Linked DNA regions of Homo sapiens: region 1 is linked to region 2. Evidence: read pairs that join two places in POLR2A ChIA-PET (ENCODE). Cell type or tissue: OCI-LY7. All regions are shown on one strand. Each heading gives the region's core, and the rest is flanking DNA. Links, peaks and the distances in the headings are about the cores only.

Region 1 (8,078 bases), core at 1,787-4,286, 640 kb after region 2:
TTTTGGATTCAAAACTCAGGCCTCTCTCTTTGTTCCATCTTGATAGCTATACTCTTGTGCATTTTCTTTATTTTGCCTCAGAAGATCAAACTTGATGATAATGTAAAACTTTTATTATTTTCTAAGACTTCTCCAAAAACTACCTGATGACCTCTGTGGGGCATGTGAAGACAGCTGTTCTTACTTCTGTTGTGTAGATGTGGAAACCAAGCCAGAATGTATAGGGCAGGTTAGAATCAGAGCAGTGACTAAGACCAGACCATGGATTCAGCCAGTGATGTGCTGGGGCCAGCTGGGACCTGTTAGGAAGATGATTGTTAGTCTCTCTTTCCAGTTCTGCAGTAGCGGCCTCACATGGGCAGCTGGAAATTGACCCTGGTGGGATTATTTACACCATGTGATATGGTTTGACTGTGTCCCCACCCAAATCTCACATGTTGTGGGAGGAACCTGGTGGGAGGTGATTGAATTATGGGGGCAGGTCTTTTCTGCATTGTTCTCGTCATAGAGAACGAGTCTCACGAGATCTGATGGTTTTAAAAACGGGAGTTTCCCTGCACAAGCTCTCTCTTTTTGCCTGCTGACATCAATGTAAGATGTGACTTGCTCCTCCTTGCCTTCTGCCATGATTGTGGGGCCTCCCTAGCCATGTGGAACTATGAGTCCAATTAAACCTCTTTCTTTTGTAAATTTCCCAGTCTTGGGTATGTCTCTCAGCAGCATGAGAACAGACTAATACACCATGGGAATCATCAAAAACTACAAATCAGAACCCTGTACCTCACCCCTCCCAAACCTAATTCCCGATCTCCCTCTCACAGAGAAGATGTCTAGGATAAAAAGCAGCTTTATTTTCCAGCCTTTATTTTGGCTCTTCCTGGCTACAGCCCTCAGCATCCCACTCTCATCTCTTAAGGCAGGCCAGGCACTGCACAGTGGACTCCTGAGGGAGGTGATCCAAGGACCCATGGCTGCCTTAATAAGGGGGACCAGCTCAGGCCAGTACCCATGGTATATGCAGGGTCCCAGAAGACAGCTGGGGAGCTCCCTTTGTTCTAGAAATATACACCACCCAAATGCTCTCTCACTACATCTCTTTGACCTGGGGGACCCAGGACCCTGGGAGTCAGGACATCCGCCACCTGCCTGTTCTTCTCTGTTTCAGCTGGCTCAAACCCCATGTAGGTAATGAATTCTCTGTCCCTGGAGATGGTCAAGGTGAGGCTGGGCAAACACATGGTCAAATTACTATAGGAAATCCAAGCATCGTACAGAAGGTAGGCCCAGATGTCCCAATCTGAGAAGCCAGAATTGTCCTTTTTGGGGTTGACTCTTAACCTTACCTAAATTTTAGAAGCTGCTGCCCTCTCCTTCTGGGTTAAAAGCCCGGGCCTATTTGCTCCCAACCTGTTCTGTCACATTGCAACACAAGGCTTTGTAACACAGGCTGACAACAAGCTGTCTGAATACCACAGCTGAGGTCCTCCCATGTGCTCAGAACCTAAACAGTGAACTGGGTTGCTAAAATCTCTGATTTCCCTTTGACATTCCCACCAGTAGAACTTCCCTGTAGGAACAAGAAACTGGCTTGAGTAGGTCTCTGTTAACTCACTGACTGGCAGTGCCTCATCAGCCCCACAGATACAGCAGGGCAGTGATGCATGGAGCCCCAGGCTGGGAGCTGCTGGGAGACACGGGCTCTAGTCTTGGCTTGAGAAAAAAACATTTCTCTTTTTTTCTGGACCTTGGTGTTCTCCTCTCTGTGTTGAAAATACAGGCAAATGACTTTGGGCAGTTCATAATGCGAATTTCTTCCTTTTTCCTAGAAGAAATGGTCCGTTCCAGGGCTAACACTCCATCTCACCATTTTTATCAGCTCTCTAATACAGGAGGAATCCTCCAGCAAAAAAGACAAAAAATAGCTACATTTTCATGGAGGTGGGAGGAAATGTTTAGTGCATTTGAGGTTTATTTGTTCGTGACTTATACCCCATCTACTTCCTGAATGTATTTAAGGGAGTTTACAATAGTAATACATATATAAAGTAGCCAAAAAGAGAAAGAAATAAACCAAAGAGGTTTCTCAAGCCATTTAGAGAATTGGGAGAAAGAACTGTTTGGGAGCCTGAGATAAGATCTGATTAACCTCTGAGCTGCCTGGCAGGCAAAGCAAAATGAAGCAACCGAAAGATAAGATAATCCATGGCACGAAGATCCTTTTCAAGGAAAATCTGATCCTGGCCTGGGGGATGGGGCTTTGATGCCTAGGAGACGGGGGTGGCCCACTGGCATTGGGGTGCTCTACTCCTTCATCCAAGTAATGCTATCACTCCACCGCTGACCTCAACTAAACCCCCAGAAAGTACAATGGTGCCTGCTGTATTTCCACACCAGCTTCATAAATAAACATGGACGCCCAGGAGGAATTCCCCAAAGAAAGTTAGGAAATCAGAGTTGTGTTTATATTAAGGAGCAGGGCATGCAAATACAGCAGCTGTTTCCATCCGTAAATAGGAGAGGAGAGGGATTTGGTGGCTGTTTGTGATGATCAAGTGTGGTCTAGACCAAAATAGTCAAGTGTATTTGGGTTGGGAATTAGGTACAGACTAACATGGGGTGACTCGCTTCATGCAATGTCTTTGGCTGAACACATTGTGGACAAACTGGTCCTCCTAAAGTGAATATTATCTTACATGCACTTAGGCAGGCATCAATTAAAAGACTCCATTGGCTAATCTTTGGTCAAGGTTTGAAAACATCTGTTTCCTTGATCCATCTGGTATAGGTGACTTTTCTAATAGATGTTTTGATTGAAGAGGGAATCTAATATACTCATTAAGTGGGAATTAATCAGCTTCCTCATGCCTGGATGGTCGTAAAATGCCTTTGCACCCTTCCCCTCTTCTAGCCCACATTCTTTCTTGTGTCATCACTTAAACAAATCAACTTTAAGTTTATGTCAACTGAGTCAGGAAAGGGACACGGTGTGATCTGGATGCCTGTGATTATTCTAAAGGTGAAGGCGCAACTGCCAGCTGTGTGTGCAGCCCCCACAGAGACAATGTGGTCTCAGAGTTCCTGCAGAAGCTCAACCCCCAGGGTATTTGCTGAGGCTTCAACACACAGGTGGATAAGACAAGAAACCTGCTGTCAGCTGAAGAGGTCAGATTAAGAGAACAGTAACTTCCAGAACGGTTTACAGGAGCCTGAGCTGAGCACACAATGCCTTTCATTAGATATCCCTGAGGATGTCTGCAACCGCCTCTCCGCCCACCCCCACAGCCTGGAAGGAATGTCTCACTCACATTGGACAAACCTTGTGATTCCCCAACAGTGTCAAACCTTCTCCTGTGTCTCACGGGATTTCCCCTGTCTGGAATGCCCCTCCTTAATTTATCTAGGGGTTCTCAATGAGAGGTGACTGTGTTCTCCATGGGACATTTGGTAATGTCTGGAGATGTTTATGGTTGTCACGACTGGTAGGGGGCGGAAGGATGGTGGTGCTGCTGGTGTCCAGAGGGCAGAGGCCAGGAATGCTGCTAAACATCCTACAACGTGCAGGGCAGTCCTCACAGCAAAGGATTATTCAGCCCCAAATGTCTCTAGTGTCCAGAATGTAAATCTCTAGCTAACATGCTACTTGTCCTCCAAGACTCAGCAAGAAGCAACACTTGCTCAAGAAAGCCTTCCTGCATTCCCCCTGGGCTCCCAGGCCTAGTAGGGAGTTGGGCCCCAGGGTAAATGTTTGAGAATGACCATAGGAATGAACACAGGCTTCCATGCCGTCTTCACTTTCTCTCCTGGACTTTCACCTGCCCAAGTCAGTTCCTGGCTAGTGGGCATGGGGAGCTCTTTGCAAAGAAACCTCTGGCCAGTCCCTTCCAGCCTCAGTTTCCCCACCTGTAAAAAAGGAGCACAGACCCTTACAGTGCTGACCCGATTCTGCCCCATGCTCCCTCCCCTCTGAGGTGACAGCTGCTCACTTCATAATCGCCTCAGCATCAACAGCTGAAGTGCAGAGAGAAACCGAGATTAACTCCACTCCAGCAAAACCGTGGGAGACGGAGAACCTTGTTAGAGAGATGACATGAAAGCCTCTGTTTAATTAATCCCCAGAGCAGAGGCTTCTCCGGGCTGCTGATTTGTACCCTCCAGCTGCCTCTTATTTCTGGTCACCTCACATCCTCCTGCACCCCCCAGCTGGCCGAATCGACCCAGACAGCTCCACTTCAGAGAGCAGGAGCCAGGGAGGCGCTGGCTGGGGCACCAGGCTGCCATGTGACCTTGGACAAGTCTCTTTACCTTCATGGGCCTCAGTTTATCTATCGTCCAATGGGGATAATAATGCTCAGGCTGAGTGTTATCATCTATCATGAGAAAGAAGATGCAGCTGGTATTCTGGGACCCTATTAAATATCAGGCCTTTTATCTACATTCTTACATTGTTCCTCATGCTGATTCTCCATCCTATAGAGGAGGAGACCGGGTCTTGGAGGTGTTGATGAATGCATGTGGTCCCATGGTGGTGGAATTGGGATGTGAGCAGTTTGCCCAGCTCCAAGAACCATGTTCTCTCCCATGACACTGGCCTCGTGATCTATACTGCCTATGGAAGACCTCTGGGAACTGGAGCTGCTATCCACACACAAGCCTTTCTCAGAATCACCATCGCACTGCACACTGTCATCCTTCATTAACGGCTAAAGCAGATGGGGGTGATGATATCCTGGAGGAGAGGAAAGTGAAAGAGCCGTGAGCTGGAGGTGGGATTTGAGCTGGGCCTTGGAGGGTGGGCCGGAGAGGAGCAAGGAGGGCGCTCCAGGCAGAAGGAAAGACAAGCCCAAAGGCACAGCAGCTGGAGTGGGTGTGGAGGATGCAGGTGCTCGTGAGAAGGGCACCCCAACCAAGGTAGGGACCAGATGGGAAACGATGGCCATGGGGCTGCAGAAATTGGCTTGTTGGAGGAATAGGCTGTCCTCTCCAACCTCTGTTCATGAAGAGCAGCTCTCAGATCCCTCATTCACACTCTGGGTCAATGATAAAAACTAGCAAAAAAAAAAAAAAAAAATTGAAAAGTAGAACCCTTGGAGATAATTAGCATTTTAATTGGAATCAGTGCTTCAGGCTAAAGGGAAGATGCTTTAATGGTAGAATTTCAGGCAGCAGCTGGCAGGTCCGGTAGGATCTGGGACGCTATTACACCATGCGGGGATCCGCCAGTCCACCCTTTTCCTTCTCCCCCACTTTTCCATTCAATTAACCTCACTGGGTACCTTCTCTACACCAGGCCTTGTGGTAGGGGCTTTACCTATAGGATCTCGTTTAATTCTCAGAACTAACTCCAAGTGTTTTCTATCCCCTTCTTCTCTCAGGCTGGCCAGGGTTTGTTGAAGTAACTTGCCCAGTGTCCCACAGCTCTTACTGACAGGGCTGATATTAATCTTCAGACCCACTCAACCCCCTGTCTGGTGCTCTTCCAATGACAACTCTTGGCCTGATGGAAAGAACAAAGGGGGACTCTATCTCCGCTCCCCAGACCCCAGTTGTGTGTCTGTGTTGGTAAGAGTAAATGTGAGGCTGGGTGTGGTGGCTCAAGCCTGTAATCCCAGCATTTTGGGAGGCGGAGGTGAGCAGATCACTTGAGGTCAGGAGTTCAAGACCAGCCTGGCCAACATGGTGAAACCCCGTCTTTACTAAAAATACAAAAATTAGCCGGGTGTGGTCACATGTGCCTATAATCCCAGCTACTTGGGAGGCTGAGGCAGCAGAGTCACTTGAACCTGGGAGGTACAGGTTGCAGTGAGCCCAGATCATGCCACTGCACTCCAGCCTGGGCAAGAAGAGTGAAACTCCATCTCAAAAAAAAAAAAAAAAAAAGAAAGAAAAAGGAAAAAAAAAAATGAATGCCTGCTGGCCTGGAGATCCAAGAGGGGCTCCAAAAAGTTTATTTCCAGCTAATTTAAGGTTCTCAATTTAAGAACTATATATTGTTAAAAGTATTAACCATTTCATATGAAAATCATTCTAAAACGTTGAGCTTTCCTGTTCTAACAAGCAGCAATTAGGGAGTCCTGGGTGCTATTTATTTTTTCTTTAAAATATTATTTTAAAAAACAGAAATGAGGTCTCACTCTGTCACCCACACTTGAGTGCAGTGGCGCAATCACAGCTCACTGCAGCCTCAAACTCCAGGGCTCAAGTGATCCTCCTCCCTGAGCCTCTGAGCGCTGAGACCACAGGTGTGAGCACCTACACACCAACTAACTGGGTGCTGTTCTATAGTAAAGGAATCCTCTGGGTACCTAGAGTTGAAGACTGCTTGGCCTTTATAGTTTTTCTATTTTGGCCTACTTGGGTGCATAAAATCCCATCACCTGCCTGCCTAATTTGTTCCACTTTTCCAGGGGAAAGAGAAGGTGAAAAAAGACTTGGAGAGGGGTAAAGTAGTGAAAAGCTGGCTGTGTTGGGTTACATGGAAGCAGGCTTTCAACAGTCTCCAAAACAACAGTGGGGGAAATCACACATTTGCTCATAAAACCATAAAGGAGGAGGTGCTTATGCTTTTTACCATTTGGAGCCCGTCTCAAGACACCAAGTGCCCAGCAAGAGGCCAAGCCCCCAGCAAGAGGCCCTGCCTGAGTCCTGCCCATGCTGATCTCCTCGCTGCCCAGAGAACACCCTCCTTGCCCGATGCCCCCAGGCTCTCCCTCTGGTGCAGGCTCGGAGGGGCTCTCGAGGGAGGGGCTGCTCACCCCAGCTAGGGGCAGGCCCAGGCCCCAAGCTGAGCCCAGCTCCCACCCCTCCCAGGGCTTTGCCACTGGAGCCCAGTGAGAAGCAGGAGTGTAGGGGCAGGTCCAAGAACATCCTTCTCCACAGCTTCCCTAGCCAGGAGCTCCAGGACCAGCCTGGCTTGGCTCTCATTCTGTTTCTCAGATTGGTTCTCAGCCACGGGCCCTCCTGTGAGTTTCCTGCCATCTCTCCAGCAAGGACCCTGCCTCATCCAGTCCCAAGCTGTTCTGTGGTTTGCAACTCAAGGACTGCTCCTGGGCAGCATGCTGTGTGTCCTTCACTGCCGCTCTGGCTGCCTTCATTCCCTGACACCTGAGTGATGGCCTTCAGAGACCCTCCTTTCCTGATCTGCACTTCTAATGGACATGGGGTGACCAACCCCTTGGGATAAGCCCCTGGGGGCAAGGGCCTAGTATGTCTGCCTGAGCACCCCCACAGGCAGCAGAGGCTTCCCTCTGTCAGTATCGACCGCCCTGGCTCGGGGAGCTCCTCACTAAGAGAACTGAGGTTTGAAATAGCAGTCCCAGCGGGACCCTTTGATCCGGAGCCTAAGTGCAATTTACAGGAAATGTTAAATAGCCTTTTATCTTTACAACAGGAAGCTGGGTTGTGGCCGAGGGTCCCACATGTGAGGATGCCAGGCTGGTTTGGAACATAAGCCCTGCCTAGAAGATGAGACACATGGTGGGCTGAGGGTCAGCAATGCTGGGAGCCGGCCTTGGCCTCACGCTTGCATTTGTTTATTTCTTTATTTAGTAGGCATTTTTTGAGCTCTCGTTATGTGCAGGTCAAATGCTAAGCATATTTAGATGTGCCTAGATATAGAGACACATTTAGAAAGAACGTATCTTCACAACTGCAGGCTCCCGGAGGTGAGGGCTGGGGTCTCAGCCAGGATCTGAGTGAAACTGCAGAGTGGCTGCCCCTTCCTGGTGTGCCCCTCCACTTCAACCACAAGATGCTCTGAAATTTCATGGCCCATTGGCTCCGTCACACTCCCCAATGCTGGCAACCCAAGCCACTCCTGAAACGCTCAACTCAGAGTTAGCAAAAAAAAAACAAAAAACAAAAAACAAAAAACACGTTTTCTCCTTTTTCTTTACCTCCCATCTGCCCCGGTTCCATCCTCAATGCCAGAAATGGGCCTGGTATATTGTCCCACTCCCTGCATGGGAAAAGAGGGATGGGGAGGACAGCAAGAGAGAGTTGCATTTGAAAAGAGAAGTTTTGTAGGGCCAATGTTCAATCCAAAGGGATGACCGACCAATATGAAGCTGCTAGGCTCCACA
Region 2 (8,078 bases), core at 2,809-5,308:
GAGTGGCGGAGCAGACTCAGACACCCAGGCCTCCTGACTCCCACGCCATTTGGACAGGAGCCAGAATGCATCTCTGGGAATGGTTCCCCCAAAGTTGTGCAGTGCGCAGCCTATGAGGCTGTATTTGGCGGTCGCACCTCTGTGCCTGGTACAGTGCCCTAAATAAGGCAGATGCTCAGTAAGTGTGGGTGGATTCAGTGGAACCACAGTGCAGAGGCAGCTCTCTTTTCTCTTCTTCCTTCCCTGTTTCCTTCTCAAATCTGTTTTTTTCTCCCCTCTTTAACTCCCTGCATTTTCCACTGAATTTTTCATTGGGAAGAAGCACATTTAGAGATGTGAAGCACACACTTTGCTGGGCTTCAGCTTTGATGAATCTTTGATGCTGACACTGGGGAGGCAGATGCTGCAGCAGATTGGGGGTGGGGAGGGAGGGGTTGGGGAGGGGCCTCTAAGGGCATGATTTCCCCCTCCCCTGCCCCTTCCAGAGGGAGCTCAAAGCTGCCACTTGCCTTGCCCAACTGTGCTCTACAGCATGAATTGTGTGTGAGTGCTGGGGCATGAGGTGGGTGAGAGAGTGCATGCTGGAAGTGGGAGGGGCCAGATGAGGGGGAGGGCAGTTGCAAGTCACCAGTACCTCTGACATCACCCACATTAACCTTAGCTCCCTCCACTTCCCCTCACTTCTCCATGAATGTGGAGGTCATATCAATTTCTAGCTGTGTGACGTGGTGAGGCACTTAATCTTTTTGAGTCTTAGTTCCTCAATAGTCCATTGGAGATGCTAATACCTTCCTCCTAAGGCCACTGTGAGTAAACAAGACACCCTATTTGCTGTGCCTGACTCATACTACATGGTAAATATTTATTTATTCATTCCATTCACTTGTCCCTCTGTTGAAATTCACTTTTAAGAGCCTGGTGAGGCAAGGTTTGTTCAACATGAGTGGTTATCTGTGAGGCCCTGGGTGAGCCCTGCCTTGGAGAGCTGTTACTCATCTTTTCCTTTTCTTTTCTTTTCTTCTTTTTTTTTTTTTTTTTTTTTTTGAGACAGGGTCTCATCTTGACACCTAGGCTGGAGTGCAGTGGCACAATCACAGCTCACTGCAACCTCAACCTCCTAGGCTCAGTAGACCCTCCCACCTCAGCCTCCTGAGTTGCTGGGACTACAGGTGCGTGCCACCACACCCTGCTAATTTTTTGTGTGTGCCTGTATTTTTTGTAGAGGTGGGGTTTCTCCTTGTTGCCCAGGCTGGTCTTGAACTCCTGGGCTCAAGTGATTCACCCACCTTGGCCTCCCAAAGTGTTGGGATTGCAGGCATGAGCTACGGCGCCCAGCCTGATACTCATCTTTGCACAGTCTACACAACAGTAGTGGATAATGGACAGATGGAGACCCATCCTGGCATGGAGGTTCTGAGCTTCAGTTCTCACCTGACCTGGTGGTTGGACATGTGGCTCCAGTAACCCCTTCTGGGGGAGAGACTCTGCTTGAGTCACACTGGGTGCCCCTCAGTGCCGAGCACAGGTATCTGGCCCAGAGCACTGCTGGGCAACAGACCAAGGAGGATGGTGCTGGAGGACATTTGGGTGTGGTGAGAGGCTATCCCTTCCCCCTGATTTGCCGCTCTATACCGCCTCTGTCAGGGTTGTAGGACCCTTACCAGGCAGGGAGAGATGGTGATTGTTTTGTGGTCATTCCCCTGTAATTTGCTTCATATCATCTTTGCATGATTTGTAACTGCCCATCAGGTTCATCTTGCCTGCTGTCTAGACAGAGCCAATTTATCAAGATAGGGGAGTTGCAATAGAGAAAGAGTTCAATTCATGTAGAGCCGGCTGTACGGGAGACTGGAGTTTTATTATTACTTAAATCAGTCTCCCTGAGAATTCAGGGATCGGTGTTTTTAAGAATAATTTAGTGGGTAGGAGGACAGTGAGTCAGGAGTGCTGATTGGTTGGCTTGGGGATGAAATCATAAGGAGTCAAAGCTGTCCTCTTATGCTGAGGCGGTTCCTGGGTGGGGGCCACAGAAGTGGTTGGCAGGTCCAGCTGGGGCCATCAGGTTGCCAGACATGCAAAAAACTGAAAAGTTATCTCAAAAGGCCAATGTTAGGTTCTACAACAGTGATGTTATCTTCAAGAGTAATTGGAGAAGTTGTAAATCTTATGACCTCCAGAACAATAGCTGATAATAATTAGAATTCAAGCCCCTCTTATCCTAACTTGGTGGCCTTTTATTTGTTTTACAAGAACACGTTAGCTTTTGGGAAGAGCTGTTATTTAAACTATAAATGTCTCCCAGAGTTAGCTTGGCCCAAGCCCAAGAATGAGCAAAGAGAGCCAACTTGTGAGGCTTGAGACAAGATGGAGTCAGCCCTGTCAGGTTTCTCTCACTGTCATAATTTCCTTAGTTATGATTTTTGCAAAGGCGGTTTCAGATTTGCCTTTTACTAAAACACACAGGCTTGCACTTCATCTTGAGTGAGTGTGTGTGCATCTCTGGCTGGTCCTCCAGAGCTGGGTCCAGCAGGCCAATCCCTGTGCCCCTCTGGAGTTTCTCCAAGGCCACCCTGGGCATTTCCAGTAGGATATTGTTGCTCCACATCAGGGCTCCTGCCAGCAGCGTAGCTGTGCTCCACACAGAAGTCCCTCAGCTGGTGACCACAGAATAATGAATGCCAATCTGGATGTTAGTTTGCACACATTTGCATACCCCAGGGGTCTGCCTGGCCTGTGAGGTCTTTCTGACTCTGAGCAGCTATGATGCTGTGATTAACCTCACAAATGCATAATGGATCTTGAGGTCCTTTCCCGGCAGAGATGTTGGGGAACTAATGCAACCCCCTGCCTTTTCTCTTAAGCTGCCTTCAGGGCTGATATCATGGGTTGGTCAACTGCCTGAGATTTCTTCCTCTATCTGGGGTTAGCAAGACACCTAAAAGGTAATCCTCCCCACCTCTCCCCACCCGCATAGTGCTATTAGTCAGCTACACCTGAGTGTGAATTACTTTAGTCAGATTTCTTTCCCATTAATATCCTCAAGGGAAGGGGATTTAATAGAAGTAGAGTGAGTGCCTAAATTACTCACGGAGCCCTGGGCAGGTTCTGCCTTTCAGCATGACTCATCTTTGTGTGGTCTGCACAAACAGCCAAGTATAAAGGATAAGAAGGGAGCTGCCCCTGGCACCAGAAGCCCTTGTCTGGGCAGATGGAAGTGTTATGGGGAGGGAAGGCCCCAGAAGAATTGGGGAGAGGGGTATCCCTCATGGACTTTGCTCTCACATGGGGTGTAGTTGGCCATTCAATCACCTCTGGTCTGCTGCCCACTGCCTGTCTTGCTGTCTGGATGTCTAAGACAACCCTAAGACGCCTGGATGTCAGAGCCTGTGGTGCAAACATTTGGCTGCCAGCAAGGGTCACTGTTCTGGTTTTCAAGGCCAAATCAGAGTGGGTTTTTCTGGGGTTTGGGAGCAGCAGGAGCTAGAAGGTAAAGGGCTGACACCTTGTTAGGGGTGGGTGGTGTTCACTCCCACCAGGAATTCTTTTGCAGCCAAATAACAGAGAAGCTTCAGGCTTGAATTTGGCCCACAAATCTGAGCCCTCATAATGGAGATGTGGGAGTCCCTAAGCCCCCGTGTTGGGGTGCCGTGGGGGTGCCCGTCAGACGCCCCCGTGCCGCAGGTGGGCAGATGGACCCAGCGGGCCGCTCCCCTCTGCAGTCTCAGCTCCTCCTCATGGGCACCTGTGGGGCACCACATGCAGCTGAAATGTCGGGGCCTGGGACTGCCTCGCCGGGGGGCGCTGGGTAGCTCATGCCCCCTTGTCTGTGCAGTGAGAGGTTCCCTGAGGAACATTCTGGAGCTGGCATCTTAGCTCCGCCACTCGTCACCAGGCAGTACCCCGAGGTTCAGGTGCTGGCATCGGGGGAGGAGCTTCTGCAGGTCACACCGGACGTTGGGCTCTGTTGAGCCCAGAGCCTCTCAGGAGCTGGCCGAGTGTGCAGCTGGTGGAGGAAGCTCAGTGCTTCCTGTCCCCAGGCGCTCCCTTGATGACTGCCAGGAACCTTGAGGTTAGAGGGTGCTGATCTGGCTTTCAGGAGATTCCCCCACCCCCACATTGACACAGCTCTGGGAAGAAGCAGCACTTCAGCTGCCCTCAGTGACACTGGGATTACAAAGAAGAAAGGCCCCAGGACACAGCGTGTCATTCATGGGAACAAGACGGGGTGGAGAGGGGAGGCCACCTCAAAGACACATTCCTCCCTGGTCCTGATGTCCTCCCTCTACATGCAGAGCTTCACTGATTCCACCTGGAGCTCACAGTCACTTTGGGGAGGGGTGTTGCTGGCATAAGGCTCCTCTCCTGTCTCACAGATGGGAACACTGAGGCTCATGGTGACTTGCCCAAGACCACAGAGCTGAGATTCAGCAGAGCCAGGCCTTGTGGCTGTGAGTAAGGCACAGCTGGCCTGGGGCCATAAGTAGACCCAGGGGAATTTAGGGGAACTCTTACAAGTTTTGGGAACCACGTGGCCACTTCAGGGTCAGCCCCTATCCCAGCTGTCTTGGAGGCAGTGTTCCCTGCTGGGGTTCAAGGCTTTAGGGGATGGGCTTTTGGTGCTGAGGGAAGAAACCCTGAGAGCTGCAGGCTGGGCCCAGCTGTGAGGTTTCAGAAATAGAAGTGTTTTCAAAGGTTGACAAAGACAACTCCATCCTCTGTTTACAGCAGAAGCAACTGAGGCCCAGAGGAGCAAAGGCCCCCAAGCAAGGTCTCCAGCAGGCTGGGAGCACGGTGGAAATGGAGCCCGCTCCCCTGTCTTCCACTGCCTGTTTAAGAGAAGAGCAGCCGCGAGGCCCTGGGCTGGTCTCGGGGGTGAGCTCTGCTGTGGATACCCGCCATGGCTTGTCTTCCCCGCCCACAGATAAATGCAACCTTTCTCTTCTACGCTCTCCCTGGGCGGCTGCGTTTGTACCCCTCTCTCTATTCTCTGCCCTCCCACTTCACTGCCTGCTTCAACATTTGTTCCTTCATGCATTCATTCATTCAGCTGTTTATGGGTGTCTCCTTGTGCCAGGCTCTGTGCTGGGCAGAGACTGGGTCTCTGCACACTCTAGAAAAGGGACAGAAGCTTCACCTGGTTAACCCCCCCTATGTAGAATGACAGGCTGTGATTTGTGGTGTGAAGAAAAGGGACAGGGTGCGAGGAAAGGGTGTGACCAAGTCCTGGCCCCAGGCCAGGGAGCCAGGGGACTCTTGTAGGAAGCTTCTTGCAGGAAGCGACATTATTCTAACCCCTTCCTTCACACCATCAGCTCCCCTGAGACAGGAGCCTCAGCATCCAGCACTCTGCTGTCTGCAGAGAGCACAGAAGGTGCACAGTGAGCGCTCTGCCCAGCTTGGGGGGCGGTTTGGGGAGTGGAAATGGCTTACTTTCTGGCCTGTGATGGTCTTGCTGCATGAAACATGGGGCGACTTCGGTTCTTTAACCTCCTTGGGCCTCAGTTTCTACATTTGAATACTGAGGATGTAAAGGCCCACTCTGAAAGTGGTGACAAATGGAAGGCCCCTTCTCTCCTTCCATGTGACACTGTGAGAATCAGTGTCTCAAGTTTTCTTGCCTATTACTTTTGACTAGTTTCTTTTTCACCTTGTGATGTAAATATGTAAATGAATGTCAGAAAGACTGACATGAGTATGGCTGATATGCAGTGGTTGTTATTGTTGGCAAGGGTGCTCGCTTTGGAATCAGAAGACCGGGGTTCAAGTGCTGCTTCTACCCAAGTAGCTGTGTGGACCTGGACAAGTTGTTCTCTGGACCTTATTTTCCTCATCTGTTAAATGGACCTACCTATCTCTCAGATGCTAGAAGTGGCAGGTGCCAGTGCCTGTCATTATTGAGCATTGAGACCTCTCTAGAAGGTTCTTCTGCCCAGAAAAAAATGCTAAGTGGAGGAGGCAGTAGGTGGAGGGACTGGTGTGGGCACAGGTGGGATGGCGGTCTGACCAGCCCGCCATGGGAACCTGGCCGGGCAGCCCAGCCCTGGCCATTAGCCGTCAGTGAGATCTGTGGCTCTTACACTGTGAGCTTCAGTTGAAACAAACAAGCATGGCGTGGATGGAGGGGGTGGCAGCAGGGAGGGAGGGCCCAGCTGGTTGCCAGATGCAGCATGGCTACTGCAGGAGGGGACCCAGGGGGTCTCATTACCGGCTCGGCCTCCACTGCTCCAGATCTGGGAAGCACCGTCCTTCCTGCGGGGCCATCAGACATTCAGGGCAGAAGATGGTGGAGCTGCTGGGAGAGAGAGAGCAGCCCCTTTTGGCGTACAGGTTGGCCAGCCCCTCGTGAGGTTGGTGTGGGCGCTGGTGCATGGGGACCCTGGAAGCCCCCTCCACTTCAATCCCTTTTCTTTTCTAGACACCCTCTTTCTTGCTTACCGGGTTTTCTTCTTTTTCCTTTCTCCATGCACTTCCATCAGGACTTGCTCTTCCCATATCAGTGGCCCGCTCTTCCCATAATTCATTCAGCAACTGAACTGACCACCTCCTCCTGACTTGGCCCAGGGTCTAGGCAGATGTCCAGGGCAGTTGGTGGAGTGGTGGTTTTGCAGGAGCTGATTTTGTCTCAAGTGAGAACACCCATGGGGCCCCAATACCATATCAAACAGACCAGAGAGAGAGTTGTGCCATCTCAGCCTTGCCCTCCTGGGCCCGTGGGTATGGAGGTGTCACCAAGTAGCACAATTTGAAATCTACAGCTTTGGTCCAACCTTCTTGTTTTATTCAAAGAAGAGCTGGACCCAGAGCGGAGAAGTGGCTCAGACTTGGGGCTGGCGCCCACGGGCCCTGACTCCTGGTATGGGGCCTCTTCTTCCCTGACTACCCAGGTCCTTTCTGGTGTTCACTGTCACTTCTCATACAAGCCCATCTTGGTATCTGCACAGAGAGCTGAACCTTTCCTGCAGCCAGGAGGCTTATGCTGGGACATTTCATGGGCTTTCTGCAGGTGAATTGAGGCCAATTGATGACCCAAGATGCAGGTGACATTGAGGTAAAATGGACACTGAAGACAGGGCAGCCACGAAAGGGGAAGAAGCCCCTGGAGGGTAGCAACTGTGGGCACTGGGGGAGGAAGTAGAGGGGCAGCCCAACCCCTTCCCCTTGATCAGAAGCGTTACCGTAATAATAGATTCCAGATGATCTCAAACAATACCTCAGGCACATTCATTATTATTTAATCCATGTTGACAACACGGCAGGTAGTTTTATTGTCCCTATTTTTCTGAAGAGGAAGCTAAGGCTCAGAGAGGTTAAGTGACTTGCTTGAGGTCACACAGCCTGTGGCAGAGCTGGGATCTGAAACCAGTCTGGCTCCAGAGCCAGGTTTGGGTGACTCTGGGCTATTTATGTGTGGGAGCCTCATGCTCTTGAAGCACCAACAAGTGATGAGGCTCCTTCTCCTCCCTCTGCCCAATCCCCACCCTACCACCCTTAGACACTATATACCACCAGGCCTGAGGAGTCTGTGGGAGCGCGACCACTCTGACTGGCCAGTCCGGGTGAGGGGGTGGGTTCTAGGCATAGAGGGCAGGCATGTGGGTGCCTGGGCATCCTCTCAGTGGGAGACGATGGGTGCCTCTATTCGCCTGCTGCCCCCATGCCCTGGAACCCTCCTACCCACTCCACCACCCCCACAAGGAACTGTTTCTTACAAGTTTTTATAAAGGGCTGTTTGTCTGATCGTGGAAGCCACATCTACATGGGCAGATTCAGGGTTTTTTTTTCTTTTTTCTTTTTTCTTTTTTTTTTTTTTAACTTTCAATAGAGACAGTGTCTGGCTGTGTTGCCCAGGCTGGTCTCGAACTCCTAGGCTCAAGAGCCTCCCACCTCAGCCTCCCACAGTGCTGGGATTACAGGGGGTAAGCCACTGTGCCCGGGCAGATTCAGGCTTTCTGATGCACATTGTCAAGACATTTGGCCTGAGGAATGGTCGCAGGGCCAGTCAGAGGAGGCTGCTGGTGCCTCTGACGTCTGGGGACTCTCCAAGTCTTTATACGCATGTCCATGTCCTTTCCCTTGAA

What was found. ChIA-PET counts read pairs that join two places held together with the same protein. Peaks named below come from ENCODE experiments on the same cell type or tissue, not always from the same donor. Only the 100,000 strongest peaks of a DNase experiment are listed, where the experiment ranks them.
Region 1: POLR2A ChIA-PET joins it to region 2 with 10 read pairs; 1 of 35 experiments calls an interaction of 5 or more read pairs at or near these places.

What each region holds. Positions count from the first base shown.
Region 1 is chr15:69,857,139-69,865,216 of GRCh38, reverse strand. No RefSeq gene overlaps it. Among named protein-coding and RNA genes, the nearest start is that of LINC00593, 26 kb to the right of the region's middle. In OCI-LY7, for the core only: no CTCF peak of the experiment used is centred there; a DNase peak (open chromatin) is centred at 3,096; H3K4me3 peaks cover 1,018 bases; H3K27ac peaks cover 972 bases.
Region 2 is chr15:70,500,773-70,508,850 of GRCh38, reverse strand. LINC02205 (long intergenic non-protein coding RNA 2205) reads left to right here and starts at 2,923. Exons shown (of 2, transcript NR_146562.1): 1 at 2,923-2,942; 2 at 4,726-4,944. RefSeq lists enhancers at 2,985-3,034, 4,325-4,374, 4,415-4,554, 4,655-4,794, 4,308-4,831 and 1 more. In OCI-LY7, for the core only: a CTCF peak has its summit at 3,759; DNase peaks (open chromatin) are centred at 3,980, 4,480 and 5,280; H3K4me3 peaks cover 1,856 bases; H3K27ac peaks cover 2,320 bases.